Regions from separate parts of the Homo sapiens genome. Here regions 1 and 3 are each linked to region 2. Evidence: chromatin loops called from intact Hi-C (ENCODE). Cell type or tissue: Calu3. All regions are shown on one strand.

Region 1 (8,000 bases), 75 kb after region 2:
TGGAGCAAAGTGGACACCTTCCACTGCTCTATAAAAACCTAATGTAAGCCACTTTTTTCATTTTCCACTTCTAATGGTTGCATTAAAAAGAAACATTAATTTTAACAAGATGTTTTATTTAACTCAATATATTCAATTATATTTTCACATGTAAGTAATATAAAAATTATTAATTACAATGTTTACATTTTTAAATACTGTCTTCAAATTATGGGGTGTATTCTATGCTTACAGCACATCTCAATTCAGACTAGCCACATTTCAAGTGTTCCACAGCCGTATGTGACTAGTGCCTACCATGTTGGACAATACAACTCTAGAGAATTAGAGGGCTTGGAAACTGCCTGCTTTTTAGTTACACTGAAAATTGGAGATGATCAGCTGAACTTTCAGAGAAAGGAGATTGGGACTGATATGACAGTTTAGGATATAGTTGAAATCATGGGAGTGTATATCTTTAGGGTCCTCGGGATAAGGGAGGATATACAAAGTAAGAAGAGAAAAGGTCCAAGAATGAATCCCTGGGGAACAATCAGATTGCCCATGGGCTAGTTTCTGGAAAGCTCAAACCATCATCATAATCCTTCAGTGTGTATCAATCCAAGTGTATCTCCATTTACTTCCCCATAATTATTGGTGGTGGGGTTCATTTCTATGCATGTTCTTAATCTGTGCTGCCCATTAAGGTGATCTTCCTAATATTTTTTTCTATCAATAAAGTATTGTACAACTACACATATGAATGCCATTATGATAAAGGGAAAGATAAATCATAATTTCATGATGAACACAATGATCCTAATGGAGACAAGGCAAGACCGTACAGAAGGCAACTGGTGGTCATGGCTTCCAAGAAGAGAATAGTGATCCATGTGAAAGACGAGATGAATTTTAAAAACTTATGGATATAAATAAACATTCAAATTCCAAGGAAAGTAATTCCTGGCTTACCCCAGAATTTGAAACAATACTTAAATGCATAAGTGCTCTTTCAGTCCTACCCTCCTCACTTTCTCAGAATGCCTCTGTGTCTAACAATTTAACTTGGTTGAGTGCAGTGAGGTATTTAACCCCCAAAAATGTTCTCTATAAGTAGGTTGCGAAAATTTTCTCCCATTTGTAGGTTGCCTGTTCACTCTGATGGTAGTTTCTTTTGCTGTGCAGAAGCTCTTTAGTTTAATTAGATCCCATTTGTCAATTTTGTCTTTTGTTGCCATTGCTTTTGGTGTTTTAGACATGAAGTCCTTGCCCATGCCTATGTCCTGAATGGTAATGCCTAGGTTTTCTTCTAGGGTTTTTATGGTTTTAGGTCTAACGTTTAAGACTCTACAATGAACTCAAACAAATTTACAAGAAAAAAACAAACAACCCCATCAAAAAGTGGGCGAAGGACATGAACAGACACTTCTTAAAAGAAGACATTTATGCAGCTAAAAAACACATGAAAGAATGCTCATCATCACTGGCCATCAGAGAAATGCAAATCAAAACCACAATGAGATACCATCTCACACCAGTTAGAATGGCAATCATTAAAAAGTCAGGAAACAACAGGTGCTGGAGAGGATGTGGAGAAATAGGAACACTTTTACACTGTAGGTGGGACTGTAAACTAGTTCAACCATTGTGGAAGTCAGTGTGGCGATTCCTCAGGGATCTAGAACAAGAAATACCATTTGACCCAGCCATCCCATTACTGGGTATATACCCAAAGGACTATAAATCATGCTGCTATAAAGACACATGCACATGTATGTTTATTGTGGCATTATTCACAATAGCAAAGACTTGGAACCAACACAAATGTCCAACAATGACAGACTGGATTAAGAAAATGTGGCACATATACACCATGGAATACTATGCAGCCATAAAAAATGATGAGTTCATGTCCTTTGTAGGGACATGGATGAAATTTGAAATCATCATTCTCAGTAAACTATCTCAAGAACAAAAAACCAAACACCACATATTCTCACTCATAGGTGGGAATTGAACAATGAGATCACATGGACACAGGAAGGGGAACATCACACTCTGGGGACTGTTGTGGGGTGGGGGGAGTGGGGAGGGATAGCATTGGGAGATATACCTAATGCTAGATGACGAGTTAGTGGGTGCAGCGCACCAGCATGGCACATGTATACGTATGTAACTAACCTGCACAATGTGCACATGTACCCTAAAACTTAAAGTATAATAAAAAAAAATGTTCTCTATAAAGACCACAAGTAATCTGAAATTCTACTCTTCCTTTATGGAAAAGTTCTATGAGTTCCTAAGAACTAGGATTTCATTTGCGGGATAATGAGTGGTTCAATTTTCTTTAGGCTCAGTGCAAAACAAAAACAAAAACAAAAACTACTGTTGTTTATTGCCGACGTATAAATCTGTAACCTCACAATTAAATGTTTTCCACTTTCTCATGTTCTCAGGAAAATGTTGGGCTTTGTAAAGTTAGGTAACATATTCTTCAGAGATTTGTGGGAAGAAGGAAGTTTTCAATAATCCCAGTTAAACAGACTTCTGTTGTTCAATTTGAAAAGGAATGTGACCTCTCAACCTAAGGATCAGAAATGAATTGCTTCTCTGCCTAATAGTAAAAGTAATACTAAATGTTTCTGTAATCTAAGAATGCTTTTCCCCTTTTATATTTCCCAATATGAAAAACAGAACATAAGAATCTGACAAATACCTTGGCGTATCATATGGATTGTCCACCTCAAAAATATATTTTGCCATGAACAATATGATTAAAAGACATTTTAAGGGAAATGCTAGCAATCCTCAAAAACCATTGAAAGCTTGAACTTATTAAACCTTCTCTGAACCAATTTATCACATGCTTAGGTTCCACATGAAGCTTATCTATTACTTGAGTTTACAGATCATCAAGTGAGAGGGGACTTGAAATATCACTGCATCTCATCACTCCCTCATGATGATGAAACAGGACTAGAATTCAGGTTGCCTGATTTCTTATCCAATATTGTTTGCGTTCTGCCTAATGCAGCTAGTGAGGGAAAAATTCCAATTCTATAAAAACAATGTGCATTTCAAGGAATGTTTATCATTTTGACGGTGAACATTTATTTTGAAAATTTACAATAACTTTTCTTAAAAACTGTTTTTTCAATTATAGGGTAATTTTTTTGTTTTTCTGATAAAAATGTACAAAAAGTAGAGCGATGAGTGGACTTCATAAAAAACATTAACAGTGAATTCACTGGGCTGAAGTACACGACAATCATATTCAGTACCCCTTTGGCTATATATATTCTTAGATAATTCATCACAATCTATTTTATATGTACACCATCTCTTTTTTTTCACTAACAAAAACATAAAAGAATCAGTAAATATAAAGACTGGTACTTGCTGACCAAAAAAACTAGGATCAAACCATAAACATAAAAGAAAAAGAAAGGCTTTGAACCAGTGTTTTGTCTTCCACTGTAACAAGCTCCTTGGTAGATTGCAAGCTTGTTATTTTGTTATTAGTTCTCTATTTTTTATTTATTTATTATTCAGGTGGCTGTTTTTTTTCATGGGACAAAGTATTACATATGATGGTACCTTTGAACAGTAGAGAGTATACTTCTGAAGATATAACTGGGTTTTTTAATCCTGATTTTTAAATTATTAGGCATGAAAATATGCTCAACCACCCATTCATTGGGCACAGAGGAAGATGAAGTGAAATGTCCCTGTAGTCTGGGGTCCCCACATAGCAGTGACTCAGACGGGCTCTCAGGATGCAGGAAAGAGGAGGAGGATGAATGAGAAAATTGAGCTCCTTTGCACAACCAGAGATTTATGAATGGTTGGTGGTGACATCATCTTGATAACAATAAATAACTGAAATATTGTTTTCTCAAGAGCAGTCTAATGGCATGACTCATTCTTTTTAGATCACAGTGAAATCACTCAGCCTGTAGTCAGGTACTCTGCTGAAGCAAGTTAATCACCTAGAAACTCACTGACAGTCAGTTATCATCAAATTATCATTTGAGATACATGTAATTTGTCCCCAAGACCAAGGACATCATATTATCTCTCCATAATGTATTGCCACTGAAGGAGTCAGTGTCTGACGATCAGCTCCACCAGAAGCAATCTGGCATTCTATAAGCTTGCATTTCTGAGCCACATTCACCAGTATTTCTGAATGGAGATAGTCAGATAATTTTAACTTTTGTTCTGATTACTTAAAGTTCTTTAAAACCGAAAAAGGAAAAGAAAAGTTTCTTGTAATTTCCTGACCCAAAGATAATGTGTCTGCACCCCCAGGTACGGATCACACTGCCTGTGCTAAGAAGAATCTGAGGTGTGAACTTGCAAAGCAAGGCCAAATCAAGGAATGATGAATTCATCAAAGTAAATCAGACCTTGCCGGCCATTTGGTAGCTGGGCTGTCAGCTGACTTATTCCGAGACACTAGAACTCTTTGTACCTTCCATTCAAACCTCAACAACCAAATACTCAACTTCTGACCATATTTTACAATATAGCTGTTTTATAATAAAGAGGGCATGACCATTACACCTGTAAGCAATTTACATGATCATTTTCAAGAAATGAAAGATCAAGCTTAATTTTTTTTAAATCCTATCCTCTTTGTAAATGTGGAATCTTTTTAGAGAAACAGCAAGGAAAGTTCATTGTATAAGACTGAGAATATTACCTTCAACTATGTCATGTCTTTTTTTCTAAGGAGCTAACACATACTGTAAATGCGAAAATGACAAACTCCATTTATAGCTCATTCTTTCTCATTACTTTTCACTGAGGAAGGTAAGATAACTCTTCTTATTTCTCTAGGGAGTTAAAAAATTCGATCTCGTCTTCATTAACAGGTACGAATGACAAACGTTATTTGGGTTAAAAATAACACCTCTAAAATCTTACTACTGCACACAATATTCTGACCTCCTACTATGGTAAATTCCACTACATGCTGCTTGAAGAAATATTTTCTTACTTGTTTCAAATGTACTTGACATTTAATTCCTTTGAGTGAGCTCTTGTTTTTGCCACCTAAAGCAGAAATTAAACAAGGAAGTAATAAACCTCTAGATTCACACCTTATTTTATTAGTTGGACACCCCCTGGTTAACCTTTCTATTGTAGATGAAGCTTTTCCCTGGAGCAATTACATCATGATAGAAAAAGAGGGGAATGAGGGGGAGGAAGCTAGAGAGGAAACTCAGAGAAGAGTTTTGTAATAAGAGAAAAAAGTTATTAACAAAAGAGAAGAAAAAGTAAGAGAGAGCAGAAAGTGGTGAAGAAATCAAGAGGGAGGAGGTTAGAGAAAAAGTAGAGAAAGATTCATATATGATCAAAATAGTGAACCATTAAACTCCAAATATTAAATGATAATTCCATAACCTGAAAATGCACAGATATACGAGAGGTTCTGGCAAGGGTATGTCATCAGAGAAAATATTTATTGTGTCTGATTTTTTTCATCTATTCACCATCTCCTGTAGCCACTTGCTGTTGAGAAAATGAAAGGTTTATGCTCCCTTTCACCAGCACTGCCTTTCCGGCTCACTGCCCATGGGCGTGTTGGACACTGAGCAAAGTGGAGATACTTTTATTATCCAATTTATTTCTCAGTTGTTTGTTCATCAGTCTTACTTCTTTCTGATTACCTAGAAAATCCACTTATATTGTAGTTCTCACACTTGGCTACTAAATGGAGGAGTCTTCTGTTTTTTATTATTTATGGCATGGGGGTTGTCCAAGATACTAATGAACTATAAAGTGGTTTTACTGCTTGTTTGACTTCTTTTCGTTTGTGGGCTAAGCTATTATTAAATAAAGTTCCAGCTAGAATAACTCACCCATCATCTTGAAATCTCAGTATTTCTATACTATTTGTTCAGACAATTATGTTTCTCAAAGGAATTTTAGTAAGCCAAATCACCAATCTTTTTCCTTATTTCATATTAATTGCTCCAACAAATTAGTATTTTCAGGAGAATACCAGATGCAGCAGAGTCTGTGATCGCTATTTCCCCGGTCCTGTAATATTGTCATTTACATATGAAAATGGAAATGTTCTAGTCTTTTCTTGATTCTAGCAATCCAATGCAATGCCAATCATGGCTTTAGCTTCCTTTGTTGTAAATTGTGGACCTTTCTGTATCATTATCCAACTGATGGAGGTCTTCTTGTACCACAGGACCTGAAACAACTTTATTTGTGGCTTTCTTGATGTTTCACATCTCTGTTGGCATCACAACCCAGTCATCTAAGATGCTATTTCTGAGGAGTAACTCCTGTTCTTCCCTGATCTCTGCTGAGTAGGACATCTCTGCTATTATTATTGTTCTATCATTGTGCTGGAGGGGAAACATCTGTTGTCATCTAGTTGCCAGTTATCATTGTGTTTTTTAATAGTTCTACATTTCCCACTAGAACATCAGAGCCTGGTGATATTAGAGCTCTGGATGCCTTCTGTGATCTTCGGAAAATAAGCATTAAAGGGATAACTTAAGTAAAACAAAGATCCTCTCTGACTTTGTAATTGCTTAAAGGGTAAAACTCTTCTTGAGAAAACTAAAATCCATTCATGTTTTAGTTCCTTTGCAGTCTCTCTCTGTCTCAAGTTATGAACCAGAAATATCTCCTATGTCTTATTTTTTTCATTGCCTTTCTTCTTATTGAAATTTTTACTGAGGGAAATTTACACACAATGAGATACGCAGATCTCAGGTTCTGAAAATGCATCCATCTATGTAACCCACATCCTCTCATGATATACAACATAATCATCACCCCAGAGAGGTGCCTCATGCCCTTTACCAGTCAACTCTCTGTCCCCGAAACAACTACTGATCTTATTTCTATCATGTTAACTTTGCCTAATCTGGATTTCATACAACTGGAATGAACTCTTGGGTCTGGCATCTTTCCTTCCTTCCTTCCTTTTTTTTTTTTTTTTTTTTTTTTTTTTTGAGACAGAGGCTCACTCTGTCACCAGGCTGGAGTGCAGTGGCATTATCTCGGCTCACTGCAACCTCCGCCTCCTGGGTTCAAGTGATTCTCCTCCCTCAGCCTCCCGAGTAGCTGGGACTACAGCTGCATGCCATCATGCCCAGCTAATTTTTGTATTTTTCATAGAGACAGGGTTTCACCACGTTGGCCAGGATGGTCTTGATATCTTGACCTTGTGATCCATCTGCCTTGGCCTCCTAAAGTGTTCAGATTACAGGCGTGAGCCATTGTGCCTGGCCTGGCATCTTTTCATTCAACTTAAAATTTTTGAGATTCATCCATGTTGTTGCGACTGACAATAATTCATTCCTCTTTATTGCCGAATGTTAATAGTATTCAATTGTGTGCACATATCACTGTGGTGTATCCATCCTCCTGTTGATGAACACCTGGGATGATTCTAGTTTTTGGCTGTTAGGTATAATTATTTTTCAAAAAAATCAAGAATTTCCCCATTCACATAAAATACTGGCACTGTTTATATTATAGTGCAATAATTTAATTCATAAAAAGAAACTATGGATATGTAGTTGATGTTCAATAGTAGCTGCATAAGTAAAGTGTTAATAAAATACGACGTATTTGTGGTCCCTTACATTCTTCTGAATTTAGTTATACGAGGTTTTCCTTCCCATTTTGTTGGGGGAGGTTTTGGAGGGTTGTTGCTGTATGACTAAGACACTATTGATGCCCTCTGTCATCAGTAGTGCAGCCACATTGAACACACTTGCTAACAGCACTGGTAAAGTGGTATTCATTCATTTGTGCTCTCCCTCACCCTCTTGGGTTCAATGGCACATTGGAATTGATGCAATTCATGTTGAGCTCCAGAGGTATAGTGCTTGTGGTCCAGGGTAAAGTGCAGAAGCTTCATTCTCATCAAGGTTGAGCTACCATTATATTCACATGAAGGGATTTTGTTACTCTCTTCACTTCAAACTTCACTTCTCATCTCTCATTCAAACAAGTCAATCAGCAGCCGCTGGGGGAGTGGGGAT
Region 2 (8,000 bases):
GCCAAGAAAGGTTATATAATGTGCCCATAGTCCCAAAGTAAAGCATGTCTTTAATGTTATTCTGTTTGACTTCAAACCTTTACTACCACTCAATAGGTAAGTCTTGGAGGATGGTTTTTGCAAAGCATTGAAATCTGGCATGCTACACATGTTAGGCACATGTAATTTGGCATATAATAAATATTTACTGGATTAGGTAATTTGAACTGAGAATGGAGAAGTCAAGTATGGTGACAATGTATATCTCATCCTAATAATGTTTACTGTTCAACAACCTGTGGAGAAAAATCTTATGATTTTGACATTTATATCATATATTCAAGCATTTCCTTACATGCTTCAGTGTTATGATAAATACAGCTACTAAAGCCATTGTAATTGATGGTCTCTGGAGAAAAAATCCACGTGAAAATGAAATTCCTAATAGAAAACAAAACTTTTAAATTGAGGATTATATATAAATACGTATATATGACAATATATACATATAAGGATATTTATAATTATATATTAAGGATTTACCAAAAAAGGACAAAAAAGGTGAATAATCACAGGCAGTGTGGGTTTAGTGCACCATACCTAATGACGCAGGCACTGAACTATCAGTTTTCTCTAATTTCATTCATCTGTTTTCTGTAACTTCTCTCTGCTCTCTTAAGAACAGTTCATGAACTGCATCTGCCCTTCAGAGATAACTGAAACACACGTGAGAGCCACACCCAGCCCAGAATGGCAGAAGAAAAAAGTCCTAAAGGAGCCAAGACTTTAAAATGATGACAGATTTTATCTGAAAGATTCTTCCGGGAGCAATTTATAGTTCTGTGAAGTGTCAATGACAGCAGCTTCTACAGGGAGATATGGATTCTTCTTCAGCTTCATAGCCTTTGGCACCTTGTGGAAAGGTGTGACTCAGAGGCATCTTGTACAGAAATTAAGGTGCAGGAAGATTTCAATAAAAACAAACGGGGCAGTCAGTTTTAAAATATTTTAAATATTGTTTTAAGTCATTTTTAAAGAATAATAATAGGCAGTAAACTGTGTTGTGCTGCCCTAATTGCAGTAAAAATTCAGAGAAAAGGGTACAATGTGAGCTAAAAGAGCTGGGCATATAGCAGATGCCTAGTAAATATTTGTTGGAGGAACAATAAACAAATACACGAATGAGTTGATGTCTCTTAGGTTATTTTTTGTCTAATACACTGCATTCTGGTTCTAAGAACAGTGCTCTGTACTGGTCCTCAATGAATGTGTTGAATACGTCAATATATGAATAAAGAAAATAGACGTTGAACTGAACTTTGAAAGTTGAGCAAGTTTTCCAGAAATATGCTCACAGCAGACTGATGTGAACCAAGGGCAGAACATATAGTCAGGGCCTGAGAGGGAGAGACTGTGATGTAATCCAGATTAACAATCAGTCTGATTTTCCTAAGGTACTGTATTTAGTGAGGGGCTACTTATAACTATCTCATTCTAAATCTCTTTCCATATGGCTTTATCTCCCATCAGCCAAGAAAGTTTTAAAGTGTTTTCTATAGGTCCAGTCCTATCCTATCTATCCTGCCCTATCGTATCCCACCATATTCCATCCTACCATAACCTACCCTATCCTTACTCTACCCTATGCCACCCTACCCTATCCTATCCATCTATCCCATCCTAAAAACACCTTTCCTGGGTGCTGCTGTTCCCTCAAGATCTGGCCACCATTTCTTTTCTTCTCTCTACTGATAAAACTCTTGAAGTAGCCATCCTCCTCTTTCAGTGACACATTTTTATTTTTATTTTTAACTCCATGTATTATACTTGGGCTTTCCAGGCACCACACCATTGGGGAAACTCCCTCCAAAGTCACTGGTGGCCTCTCAGCCCTTATCCTGGTTGATCTCTCTCTCTCTCTCTCTCTGGCATTCCTTACACTGTTGATCATCTCCCTGCCATTACCCCCAAACCACTGTCTTCCTTCCTCCTGTAGGCTCCAATGACACCTTCCACCCACCTCTGTTTATGTTCTTTCTCAGTCTCCTTTACTACTATTTTCCCCTCTACTTATACCTAGATGAGGGTTCTCCCTAAGAATTGTTTGTCTTATGCTACCTTCTGCTTGGGAGAACATAGCAGTTCTAGTGGCTCCAGTTATCACCTGCATATGGATGATTTTCGAATCTGATTCGAATTCTGAATAGAATTTCTCCCTTCATATGGCATTCCAGAAACCTGATCTTAACATAAGCAACATCAAAATATTCTATTCCACACTTACTCTCTTATACATATATTTCTTTTCTAAATCTAGCAACCCTGCCCTAACTGATCTCTTGCCCTTTAATTTCTGATTATTTCAATCTTCCATCATACTCCTGCTAGAATTACTTTTCTAAAACACAGGTGATAATGTAATGCTGAACTAACAGGAATTTTCTGATAGCTCCACACTACCTAGAGAAAGAAAATCCAAACTCCTTAGTAGGAATTAAAGAAAACACTATTCTGGTTCCAATTTGCTTTTCTAGTTCCATCTTACGTGCTTCCACTTATCTATATTGGGAAAATCACCCAGCCCCAAACATATGACATACCTTTATTCTTGTGCCCTTTTTTCATAATGGCTTAGCTTGGAATTCTCTTCCTTAAATTTAAATCATGCCCATCCTTCAAGGGTGAGTTCAAATGCCATCTCCTTCATGAAGCTTTACCCTAATCCCTCCACTGCAATTACAGCTTCCTCTATACTCTCATAGCATTTCATTCCATTACAGCACACTGCATTCTACCTTATAGTCAGATGGTACTTGTGGGTGGGAACTCAGATTAATTTTTATATCAATAACAACAGAGATATACTGAGTCTAAATATTTATTTGGCAGTTTTGAGTGCTTTTCATACATTAACTCATTTGACCAGCAACTCTGTGATTTAGGTGACATTATTCTCCCCATTTGTATTCTCCATATATCCTGGCTTAAGGCTCTATATTCAGTAGGCATTCCTTACTGTTTTAATTGAATGAAGAGGCTTTTACTTGGGATAATGTACTTCTTTGGGCTCACTCAAATCAATTCCCCATCATAGTAATACTGTTTTAATTCATTGATTAATAATATGCTTTGTTCCAGAAAAAATTAAAGATTAATCTTATATAAAGACAATTATATAAAGGAACTTATATAATGATGACTTAATCTCATATAAATCACCAAATATGGTTAATTTATTATAATAAAATCAAAATATGGTATGAAATACATTGTGTCAAAAATGGGGAAAAGGGAAAAAACTTAAATTAGGCTGGCATACTAAATGTTTATTACAACTTTTTTGGAGGAGGGCTTAAGGTTTTCCAGGAATCCCTTTTGATAAAATGAGAGCCAGTTTGAATTCTAATTATGTAAAGAAAATGAGCTCTGGGCCTTTAAATAGACAAACCAGTTCAGAGTGAAGGTGAGGTTGTCCTTAAATGTGAGACTATATTACTTTATTTTATATGCACAATTTCTCTGTTATCAAACACATAATTATGGAAAATGAGTTAGCATCACATAGGTAATATGCTTGAGAGCATGATACAATCTGAGGTTTCCCATGCAACCCTGAGCTGTATGATTATCAAAAAGGTGAAGTGAGGAATACAAGAGAAATAAATCGTCAATGCTGAAGTTAGACTCAGGAGATCTGTTTGTCCTGATGAACTGACATCTTTGCTAGTAAGTTCAAAGGTAGACAGTGTTTATTTCCTGTTTCACTTCCAGATATTGCCTGTGCTTTTCCAGTCACTCAACAAAGAAGGCATGTGACACCTACTCACATTTCTGGAATGACATCAGTGAGAGAATATGTAACTGTGGCTCTTGTTGACTAAAAGGATTAACTTTGGAGGTCACAAAGTTCAACCTTCTAACTCCTTTTTGGGTAATTTTCCAACTATCTTTATTTGCTCTACAATACTTTGAAGAAAACTATAACTTATGAACACATGTTTTTCTTAATGTGTTTGCAAACATATTAGAAAATAGAGAGTATTATTAAAGTATTAACCTAAATTTCTCAGCTTCCTACTACAAAAGAGTTATGCAATGATGAGATATTCATGAAAACAAAGGCTCACCTTGATGACTATTTTTGGGGGGAAGCTGGGAAAAAGAAATCGCTTTGTTTTAGCTTATCTCTCATTGTCTTTTCAGCTATGACCATGGAGGGAGAGGTGGAAGGAAGGTATTATGGCATTTCTTCTTCAGGCCTCATCATGGCAAGCCATGACTAGATCTCTTTAGGTTGGCTCCAGCGGGGCTGGCCTGAAACACGGGGGAGTACCACAGGCTTCTGCTCTGTCTGGAGAGCTCACGTTTCATGAATTTTCATTTTACGTAGTTGACAACAAACAATCTTACTTCCTCAGGAATAGGTGCTGGCCTAGGATTTGCCCCACGGTGAACAAAGTTTGTGAAAATGTACTTACCCATCACAAAGTAAAACCTCAGGTTCCCATAACCGGTAGTGTCCATGGATGGAGTGCATAATTTCCTCTCTCCATCTTTGAGGAAGACCATTGATAAGCCTGATTCTATCGTTCCACATTCTGTACCAATGACAGCTCCCAAGACATCCCATCTAAAAAAAAAGGGGGATTAAGAGTTAGAGTTAGAATATTAAGCCAAATCTTTATAAAGAATAACATTTAGTTTTTAGTGAGGGACACTTACTTACTTAGTAATGAATAATTCTGAAATAAAGATATGGCACTTTATTTAGGCAATGATTAAACTTTAAACACAAATTTTAGGTAGTGAATACACTTTAAACACATTACATTCACAGTTATAGTTTTCCTGTAGAGGGATGAATTTAATCAATCTTGTATACGGTGTGTCTACTTGTGATCAGAGCCATGCTCCAGACTGAGATACTTTTCATTCTTTAAGTACTTATAGTTGAGTTGGGAAATCAATGAACTAAGGAAACAGTGAATTATAAAAGACAGACTCATAATATAAATACTTGTATGATGTTTTACCTATTGAAAATAGTAATAAAATGAAAAGTCATAAGAATTGGCAAAAGTCTAGCAAGTTTTCAAAAAGGAGATGGGATTTAAACTGGGTCTCATCAAACAGGTAATTGGATATGTAGAAGAGAATAAAAATAGCTGGCTTTTATTGAGTGCTAACTACCTGGCCAGATCCTTTTCTAGGGCCTTTACACATTAAAGTCATTTAATTCTCACAGTGACCCTATGAGGTAGTCACCATTACTACCCCAATTTTAGATGAAGAAACTGAGATGAAGAGAGGTTAAGAATGACTAGCAAAGGAAGAGGACAGTATTCAAAGCCATGCAGTGTGACTCCAGAGCCTATGCTCTTACCACAGTTGCATAATGTGTTGACGAAATCACATGACTATAGGCTAAGAAATGGGAATGACCAGCAGGCATGGTGGCTCACACATGTAATCCTAGTACTTTGGGAAGCCGGGGTGGGCGGATCACGAGGTCAGGAGATTGAGACCATCCTGGCTAACAGGGTGAAACCCCATCTCTACTAAAAATACAAAAAAATTAGCTTGGTGTGGTGGTGCATGGCTGTAGTCCCAGCTACTCGGGAGGCTGAGGCTGGAGAATGGTGTGAACCCAGGAGGCAAAGGTTGCAGTGAGCCAGCTGAGATTGCACCACTGCACTCCAGCCTGGGTGACACAGCGAGACTCCGTCACAAAAAAAAAAAAAAAAAAAAGAAACGGGTGACACTATTAACAGTGCAGAAATCAATAGACCTTGGTGGAGGATGTGTGTTAGGGGAGAGTAAAAAATACATTTGAATAGTACAGTGGAACAAATCCATGGAGAGTTTGGAAAGAGGGGAGTTCAGACTCTATTTAGTAGACACTCAGTGATATTTCTAAACTGCATACATGATTACATCTCTCCTTTGTTTAAAGTCTTTCAGGGGCTCCCCCATTGCTATCTGGACAAATTCCAAGTTCCTTAATGCAGAACATGCAGTCCTTCTTGGCCTGGCCCAAGAACATTTCTAGCACAATCTCTCGCCTTGTACCATGTCTCTTCTGCCTTGTACCCAAACTCTTTTGCCATACAATGTGAATTCAAAGTCACTAAAACATTCTGTCAGCCCTCTGAATCTTAACTTTTTGTCTATCAAACAAACTCAGGGTCATTCTTTAAGATGTCCTTGAAATATCAAACACCTTTCTGTACAGTCTTTCCCAAACTTCCTGGCTCCTCCTACCCAGCCCCACCACTCCATCTCAGACTGTTAGATTCTTCCTTTGTGATCTAATTTCTCCCAGTACACTGCCATTGTTTCTTTACATGCCTTTCTTTATTCCTGATATGTCAGCTCCTAAGACAGGATCTGCGTCTTATTTTTGTGTCCTGAGACCCTAGCACAGTGTTCAATGCCCAGCAGATCCTCAATAATTCTTGTTGAGCGATGGCGGGATTAAGGGATTCCATCTTCAGAAAATAAATGAAACCTGTAGAGTTTCCTGACTGTATCCTGTCCTCACTTTCCTCTGCTTTCTCTAGTCACATCCTTGCCCTGTCCTCTGAGACAATTCATGCCATTAGCACAAATTGGCACAAACTGGAAAGCAGCCTTTTCAATTGGCACATTGGGAAACACCCTCTTCTTCTCCCGACCACACGTCAGGCAGGTCTGACCACCACTTCCACTCAAAGTCCCCTTGTACTTGTACTTAATGCCTACTGCTACTATTGCTGCCAGGCTTAGGCTTTGGTACTGAATCAACTTACAGTCATAGCTCTGATGGTTCAGCCTCCTCTTCCCCTTAGATATTTGCTACACCATCTGCCTGTCTAGATCCAAGCCCTGCAATGACCACCTGGTCTTTAGCTTCTCTGTTGGCCTAGGTTCTAGGCACACACTTTAAATGCCCAAAATATTCAGAGAGGTTTTCAGGTTTAGATCTCTTTTAAAGATTCGCAGGCCTAAATGGATGGTCTTATATAGAGGACTGACCTCTATGGCCCCAGGTGCCTGTTCCCTTACTCATACTCTTTCTCTACCCTTGCTACCAGTCTGTCCGATTCCTTTTCCCTCACCTTTTCAAGGCGGACCCATCTGTTGCTACCCAAGTCCCGGTTGTGTCAGTGAGAAGTGAAAACAAAGCAGAAGGTCAAAGACAGCTCCATGGTTAGGGGAACACGTATTTATAGCACACCACATTCAAGAGGACTCTGAAGCTAGTCAAACAAAAACCTTCCAATACATGTTGGCTATAACAGAAGTCATAAACTGGTGTTTGGGGGAATGACCATAAACTTTTGATAGACATTTAGGTCATTTCTATCTTTTTTGTTATTATTAACAATGCTATATAAAAGGTCCTTGTGTGTTTACATATGCATGTGGGAATTTCCCCATCAGCCTTTCTTAACTGGTGTCTGTGAGAGAAATGAGTCCTAATGCCCCAAGGCACCCATTATATTAGTGAATTGCTTTTTCTCCTTTGTCTCTAGAATCACAGGTGCACCAGCTTTAGGAGAATTGAGGGCATAGCCAGATCATTTTCTGTGTTCTGGGGTTATCACGAAGGAATCTCTGCTGAGAAAGGCTGGTAGAGTATATATCTAGAAGTGGAGTTGCTGGGCAACGTGGTACTTCATTATTGCTCTTCAAAATTGTTGGATAAATTTATGTTTCCACCAGGAGGGTAGAAGGTTCCTGTTTCCCCACAAGCTTGCCATCACTTCATTTTGTCAAGCTTTTAAAATTTGGCCTATTAGATGATTATGAAATTTTATCTCAACTTTGCATTTACATGATTAGTAGTGAGGCTAAATATATTTTCATGTTTATTGGCCAGTTGGGGTCACTCTTATCTTGAGTTGCCTATTTATGTCCATTTTGTATTAGGATCACTCTTTTCTTTCTCTCACTTTCTTATGATTTGAATTCTTTATATATTCCAGGTAGTAATCTTTTCTTGACTATCTGTATTGTACTTTTTTTCACTTTGTTTATGT
Region 3 (8,000 bases), 92 kb after region 2:
CAAGGATGAAATGATTATTTTCTTTTTAGTCTTGAGTATTACATTACTTGAACTTAGTTTACATTAGAGTTGCTAATTTATCTTGAACTCTTCTGTCCAAACAAAAAACATTTAGTATAATAGAAAATCCAAATTCAGATATTGTTCCAAATTATGCAAATTGATTTTCATTGTAACTCTGGGTCGATAGACCTATTTCTTCAAAGTCAGCAAAAATGCAACAGATTGCCAACAAATTCATGCATCCATTTATGTATTAGACAAGCTTTTAATGAGTGAATTTTGGCTCATTATTTATTTCCCCTCAAAAATCCCACAGAGTTACACTTAAACAGCTTTTGAAGGAAAGACTGGAGTATACATAATGAGTTGACCTAATAATTTAGAAATTATTTGGAAGTATGACTCAAATCATTTGTCATTTCAGATAAACCATTTCCCTTCTTTGCTTGGCATAAATGAAATTATTAGACATATAATAGCATAATATTTTCTATGTAAGGATATTGCAAAACTGAAAAAAAAAATCTAACCACACTCATGGCTTTGAGGAGAACCTGGATTCAGTTCTTAAAGAAGTCAAGTAATAGACATTATATGCAGTCTACATTAAGCCCAGTTCCATAGCTTAACAAGTCTCACTGATAGCTTAGCACTAAAGATCAACTTAATTTTAAGTAACTGCTCCTTAAAGGAGCAGTCAGCATCATTTGTTACATTAAGCAAACCAAAGTGAGGAATGTTCCTGTAACTTACCATATATTTGGATTTAATTGCAGTTGGTGGTAGGAGTCAAAGTCATCTCTCAGGATAATGCTGTCACTATGTATTTCAGCTAAAAGAAAAAGGAAGTATTTAGGAAAGAAATATACTACAACAGTACATTTAGCTAAACACAAGTGCCAACATGCTGTATTTATGAAGAATAATGTATCCTAAAACTAAATTTTAAATGAGCAGTTGATTATATTTGCTTTGTCCCTCAAACTACTAAGGGACAAGGGTAAAAAGCTCTGCGGTTTAAACACCTAGAAGTTGGGAAAACCAAAGACCCCAAAAGGAAATCTATGAAGCTATCACTAGGCAGGCAAGGCAGGAAGGCCAAAATCAGCACCAACCTACAAGGAGAGGCTATTCGGGACTTGTCTTCCTTCAGTATGTCTTGGCTGTGTCCCTACCCAAATTCCATCTTGAATTGTAGTTCCCATAATCCCCATATATCGTGGAAGGGACGGTGGGAGGTAATTGAATCATGGGGGCAAGTTACTCTCATGCTGTTCTCATGACAGTGAGTTCTCATGAGATTTGATGGTTTTTTTTTATTTTTTGAGACAGAGTCTCGCTCTGTTGCCCACGCTGCAGTGCAGCGGCATGATCTTGGCTCACTGCAACCTTAGTCTCCTGGGTTCAAGCAATTCTCCTCTTTCAGCCTCCTGAGTAGCTGGGATTACAGGTGCCTACTACCATGACTGGCTAATTTTTATATTTTTAGTAGACGGGGTTCCGCCATGTTGGCCAGGCTGGTCTTGAACTCCTGACCTCAGGTGATCCACCTGCCTCGATCTCCCAAAGTGCTGGGGTTACAGGCGTGAGCCACTGTGCCCAGCTGAGATTTGATGGTTTTATAAGGGGCATTTCCCTCTTTTGCTCGGCACTTCTTGCTGCCACCATGTGAAGAAGGACGTGTTTGCTTCCCCTTCTGCCACAATTGTAAGTTTCCTAAGGCCTTCCCAGCTATGCTGAATTGTGGGTCAATTAAACCTCTTTCTTTTAAAAATAACCCAGTCTTGGGTATGTCTTTATTAGCAGCGTGAGAATGAACTAATATATCCATATTTCAACATATACTCATCCATGGCTTCCAAGAGACTGCCCAGACAGCGTCAGTGTCTAATTCACTTTAAAGCATGGAATTGGATAGAACATTCTGGCTATTTATTCTCAGCTAAAATTGCTGTAATCTACTAACCCATTTTTTCTTCTCTTTCCCACTATCCTTCTTGCCCTGGCTTGCTTTCTCTCCTTCCCTATATTCACTCATCTTTTACTGAATGTTTTTAAATTTGTGAACTTTTTTTCTCTTTCAGAACTGCATAAGAGAATTTATCTATATAAGTAAAATTCCTAAATAAAATCAATTTAGAAGTCAGGAGGAATGCCAGGGAGCCATACATGGTTTTAAATATATTATCACTACACATTTGAGGTATATTGAATACCTATTTTTAAGTTCTAGAAGAACTTTGGGCATGTCAAGTGCAATATTTTCACCAACTGTAGAGTTCATATTTCTGCTGAATAGATGATGAATAAGTAAACTCACTTTCATGGCTGGCTACGGTGTAAGTGTGCTTATTTTAAAGGTTGTGTGAGAAATGATAATTATTTCTATTCATGTTGTAAAAATTAATTTAGTACTTTAACAATGCTCTCATCTGATTCATGGTTTGCTTAGGAAGTTTGTTCCAGCTACTCTAACTTCTTTGGGTCTTGACAATTTTGTTTGAACTAGCTAACAGACTGTCTTTTGGAAAAATTAAAATAATATCTGATTAACAAAAAACTCTCATAACTTTTTCTTTTAAAGGTGATATTTTTATGTTTTTTAGGCTCACTCAAATATAATTCTCTGAAATCACTGGGTAATTAAAATTACTTCCCAATATCAGGAAGCATAATTTCACATTCTCTTTGGTGACATCCCCAGCCATGGCAGTCCTTGCCTCCTTTATACCAGGTAGGCCAGCAGGCAAGCACGTAATGAAGTCATGGAAACCAGTGAATCAGCATGTACTGAGAGGACTGGATGCTCAGACGCGAAGCCTCAGGCATGAGAACAGGGAGAATATGGATATACACTGGAGAGAACGCTGTGATGTATTCTGTGCATGGGAGTGATTTAATGATTCCTCTGAGCGATGAGATGCAGTGCCTCAGATGCCTACAGGGTACAGCTCTCTCAGATACCCAATCTGGCCGAGACTTGGCTGGGCCACTGCGGGTCACCAGCCTGTCTTGGCTGCCAGAAGGCATGCTTCTAAGCGCTTGCATTTGTCTGCCAAATAAGAGGAGCCCCAAGCTGTAGCATTACATAAAAGTAGAGCTTCTCAAGGCAGATTTTCCAAAGAGGAAAAATAAATTAATTGGGTTTATAGGTTGAAAGGAAAAGCCCAAGAGACAAATAACTGACCTATCTAGAAAGTCCCATAGTGAAAGACATTTGAAAAGGCTGCAACCAGCTAGGATGATTTCTTTTCATTCTTATTAAATACTATAGTGTAGGAAATTGCTTTTAAAATAAATCTTCACTGACACAAATGAGAAAATTAACGCTTAAAGATCACTTGTTTTCTAGAGACTTTTTTATTTACAAAGGCAATGGGTAAGCCTCATTGGATACCTGTTTGTGTATTGATTTACTTCCAAACACCACTATATTATTTACCATACACTTTATGAAAACAAAATCATTTATTCCTTATACCAACCCTATGAGATAGATACTATTATTAATTCTACTTTGCAGATGAGAAAACTGAGGCACAGAGAGGTTAAGTAACTTGCTCAATATTGTGTGGCTAGCAAGTGGTAAAAGTGAGATAAACCCAGGCAGTTTCCCAGAATCTGTGATCCTAACCACTATATACCCTGCCTCAAGAACTGTGGGCCACTAAGAGCATGACATTATGAAAAATCCATGGTGCCATTTTAAGAAGCAGGTATTTATTTAAACAGTCTCATTTCAATTTTTTTTTAAAGAAACAGGATCTTGCTCTGCTGCCCAGGTTGGAGGACAGTGTCACAATCATAGCTTGCTGCAGCCTTGAAATCCTGGTTTACATGATCCTCCCATCTCAGCCCCCAAAGTAACTAGGACTCCAGGTGCACAACCACCACACTGACTAATTTTTAACATTTTTTTTTGGTAGAGATGGGGGTCTTGCTCTGCTGCCCAGGCTGGTCTTAAACACCTGGTCTCAAGTGATCTTCCCACCTCAGCCTCCTAAACTGTTGGGGTTACAGGCATGAGCCACCATGCCCAGCTTCAGTTCAATTTTTAAAGAAATGACAAAATAATTTCTTTTTCTTAACAATTCAGTACTAATTTGAGCATAAATCCCAAATCTTAAATGACTTCAGTTCTTCCACATTCATGGCTTCTTGCCCACTAGCTCCATGCTCTAATATTTATGATGGGCATCTAGTATTATGAGGGACTCTGGGGAAAATTAAGCATTAGAATGCAAAAGCTTACACTCAATAGGATCTCAGGGCTGAGGGTACTAACAGGTGTGAAAGTTCCTGCATGAGCCCCCCGCTGGGCAGCATGAATGTTTCCTCAAGGAGGTTCTGTGTTCAAGTATAATCCGTACCCAAGTCCAATTTCAGTGACTGATCAATGATCAGAGAGGACAGCTTCCTTGCCTCTATAACATCTGCTCGTATAGCCAGAAAAGCCAAACAAGTAGATCAAGTACTAAAGTTAATGACATCAGAGTCTTAAACACTTACCTAGATGTGGGTGCACAGTGACATCTGTTGGAGCTGAATCAAGAGAGGAAAGAAGAAAGACAACTGATCAGGAATGAAAGCAAAATCCAGTAATAAAGAGTCACAACACAGTTATAAAACTTAAGTCACATTAAGCAAATCAAATGGCTACAGACTTTTTAGTCTTTTTAGGAGTTTCTGGAACCCTTGAAAAAATAGAAGACAATAAATTTAATGATCTTGTATTTTGTGCCAACACTTATTGGTTAAATCAGAGAAGAGTTTTGCAAAGATTCACTGAATTGTTAGCTCTAATTAAAGATTTTCTTGAAACAAAAGGAATACTTGCCAATTATCCAATAATGAATAACAAAAACCTGGCACAATGATATACATTCTCTCACCAGTATCACAGTGCATATGAACAAGCCAAATCTGAAGCTTCAAGGAAAACAAGGGTTTATTTGCAAACTAGCTGGAAAAGTAGGAAAATTTATGTTGAAATTGAAACTTTGAAAATACAAATTAATAATGGTTTTACACATGAATTTCCTAACGTGAATTGTGTCTCCAGAAGATTTTAACTGTAATTTCCAGTATCTTCTAAATTGTCTGCAAAAACCTACAAGAAAAATTTGAAGAATGTCTTGATGTTAATTATTTTAGACTTGCTTTTCAATGTATGCAATATTTCTGTGAATTCCATGTTAATAATACTATGCTGACACAAGAATAATACTTGGACATAGTTTTGAAACTGATATGTTTTTGCATTAAAGGTAAATCAGCTCTTCTAATAAAAATGAAAACATTTTGTCAAGGTGGATCTGGACATTAAAGGAAAATGATTTTTGATACTCAATTCAGTTACTGGAAGATCTTTAAGCAGGTAAGAAACACTGGGTATGTGGATCTACATTTCAATTGTCAATTTTATGAACTCTTAATACAGGCCAAATATTTCTTAAGATGTGCTATAAGTGTAAAGTACATACTAGATTTTGGAGATTTAGTACACAAAATGTAAAATATCTCATTAATAGTTTTAAATTGACCACATTATATCCAAATGTTTAATATTTTACATATTCTGTGTTAATAAAATACACTATTAAATTAATTTCATCTATTTCTTTCCATTTTATAGATGTGACTACTAGAATATTTAAAATTGCACACGGGGCTTACATTATACTTCTATTAGTGCTGAACTACAGCTAGGAGGGACATTTGTACTGTATATCAATTAGGAAATCGTTATCAAGCAGGAGGTGGTGGAGTTACAAAAGGAAGACCGAGTCACTCAGAGAGAATGTAAGGTATAAAGTGAGGCTGAGAGAAGTAGCTCATGCCTGTAATCCCAGCACTTTGGGAGACTGAGGCAAGAGGATTACTTGAGGCCAAGAGTTTGAGACCAGCCTGAGCAATATAGTAGGAGACCTCGTCTCTAAAAAAAACATTAAAAATTAGCTGGGCATGGTGGTGCACGCCTGTAGTCCTAGCTACTCAGGAGGCTGAGGCAGGAGGATCACCTGAGGCCAGGAGTTTGAGGATGCAGTGAGCTAGAAATGCAACATCACACTCCAGCCTGAGCAAGAGAGTCAGACCCTGTCTCTAAATAAATAATAAAAAGAAAGAAGTGAAATGCACAGTCAAATATATATTTAACGGACAGGTGGAAGAAGACAAGCTAGCAAAGGTGACTGAGTTAAAGTGCATTCCATTAAGGAAATAAGAAAAAGAGTTTTAAGAGCTAAGAGAGTTGAAGGAGAGGCCAAAATAATCCTAATAAAGCTGATATCTACGAAGAACATCCTGCTATTAAGGCACTGTGCTAAGGAGTGTCTATAGATGAACTCAGGGATTTTGGCCTCAGAGTCTAGACTCAACAGCTGTGCAGACTGCTCTTTCAAGAAGGTTAGCTGCAAAGGTGAGAAATGAGATCTTATATGGAGATGAGGACCGAAGGGATTTTTTTGTTGTTTGTTTTGTTTCTTAAGATATTATGATAGTGGCCGGGCCCGGTGGCTCATGCCTGTAATCCCGGCACTTTGGGAGGCTGAGGTGGGCGGATCACGAGGGCGGATCACGAGGTCAGGAGATCGAGACCATCCTGGCTAACACAGTGAAACTCCGTATCCACTAAAAATAAAAAAATAAAAAAATGGCCAGGCGCAGTGGCTCACGCCTGTAATCCCAGCACTTTGGGAGGCCGAGACGGGCCGATCACGAGGTCAGGAGATCGAGACAATCCTGGCTAACACGGTGAAACCCCATCTCTACTAAAAATACAAAAAATTAGCCGGGCGTGGTGGCGGTCGCCTGTAGTCCCAGCTGCTCAGGAGGCTGAGGCAGGAGAATGGCGTGAACCCAGGAGGCGGAGCTTGCAGTGAGCTAAGATCGCGCCACCGCACTCCAGCCTGGGGGACAGAGCGAGACTCTGTCTCAAAAAAAAAATAAAAAAAATAAAATAAATAAAATAAAATAATTAAATAACATAAAAAAATTAGCCAGGTGTGGTGGCGGGTGCCTGTAGTCCCAGCTACTCAGGAGGCTGAGGCAGGAGAATGGCGTGAACTTGGGAAGCGGACTTGCAGTGAGCTGATCGCACAACCGCACTCCAGTCTGGGGGACAGAGTGAGACTCCACCTCAAGAAAAAAAAAAAAAAAAGATATCATGATAGTTTACCATGCCTAACGTTAGCTATATTGCAAAAGGGATTCTCTGTATTCATGTTATAAAGTGTTAAAAAGAAAAGAAAAACCCTGTCTACACAGTATGGAACTTTTCAAATTATTTCACAGGTTGTGAAATAAACTGGTTAAATTAAATGTAGGAAAAGTTATGACAATTATTAATTAGAAATATTTACTATGCAATACAATAATTAGATATGTATAACAAAATATCTGCAGAAATATTGTTGCCTACTTTACATTAAATGACTTTGGTGACTAAGGCCTCAACTCAATAAAGGGAATGAGTTATAAAATGCTTTACTTTAAATTGTTTATTGAAATGGACATCTACCTTTGCTAAATTATCTGGACACATGGAAGCTTTCACTGAAACATATACATCACAATCAGCAGGAGAGGGCCATTTTAGAAAGACCCACTGAGTCAGAATCTCTGAGGGTGGAGGCCCGGAAGTTGTATTTTTTAAAACCTCCTTGACCGATTCTGATAGAAAGCCAGATTTAAAATTCACTGGTTTAAACTACACAATCCACTGCTTATTTTTATAGCATGCTGAACTGTTCTCTGTGTTAAGTACTCATCTTTGCTCTGAAGAAGAAATAGGCTCCTCAAAAGCAGAAAATATGTCCACCCAAGACATAAGCCAAAGCTGGTAATAGTGTCTCAATAAATAATAAATTGATTTGAAAGCTACTCCTTAGTTGTAATATATTTTATGATATTTCAGAAAATAATTGAAGATCCAAACCTTTAAAAAATGCCAGAATAGACACATAACATTGTCCAAAAGTCCTTTATTATAAGTGGTC

The links. Hi-C counts contacts between places; a loop is a spot of excess contacts. Peaks named below come from ENCODE experiments on the same cell type or tissue, not always from the same donor. Only the 100,000 strongest peaks of a DNase experiment are listed, where the experiment ranks them.
Region 1: it touches region 2 in a loop (3-fold over the local background); 5 of 110 quality-filtered maps call a loop at or near these places.
Region 3: it touches region 2 in a loop (4-fold over the local background); 3 of 110 quality-filtered maps call a loop at or near these places.

The regions. Positions count from the first base shown.
Region 1 is chr7:103,731,740-103,739,739 of GRCh38, forward strand. The region is part of intron 6 of RELN (reelin); the gene reads right to left. Among named protein-coding and RNA genes, the nearest start is that of RELN, 250 kb to the right of the region's middle. In Calu3, no CTCF peak of the experiment used is centred here; a DNase peak (open chromatin) is centred at 3,772.
Region 2 is chr7:103,656,919-103,664,918 of GRCh38, forward strand. It overlaps RELN (reelin), which reads right to left. Exons shown (of 65, transcript NM_005045.4): 12 at 4,458-4,609. Among named protein-coding and RNA genes, the nearest start is that of SLC26A5, 210 kb to the left of the region's middle. RefSeq lists an enhancer at 3,683-4,882. In Calu3, no CTCF peak of the experiment used is centred here; a DNase peak (open chromatin) is centred at 3,783.
Region 3 is chr7:103,748,670-103,756,669 of GRCh38, forward strand. RELN (reelin) reads right to left here. Exons shown (of 65, transcript NM_005045.4): 5 at 4,513-4,545; 6 at 757-835. Among named protein-coding and RNA genes, the nearest start is that of RELN, 240 kb to the right of the region's middle. In Calu3, no CTCF peak of the experiment used is centred here; no DNase peak of the experiment used is centred here.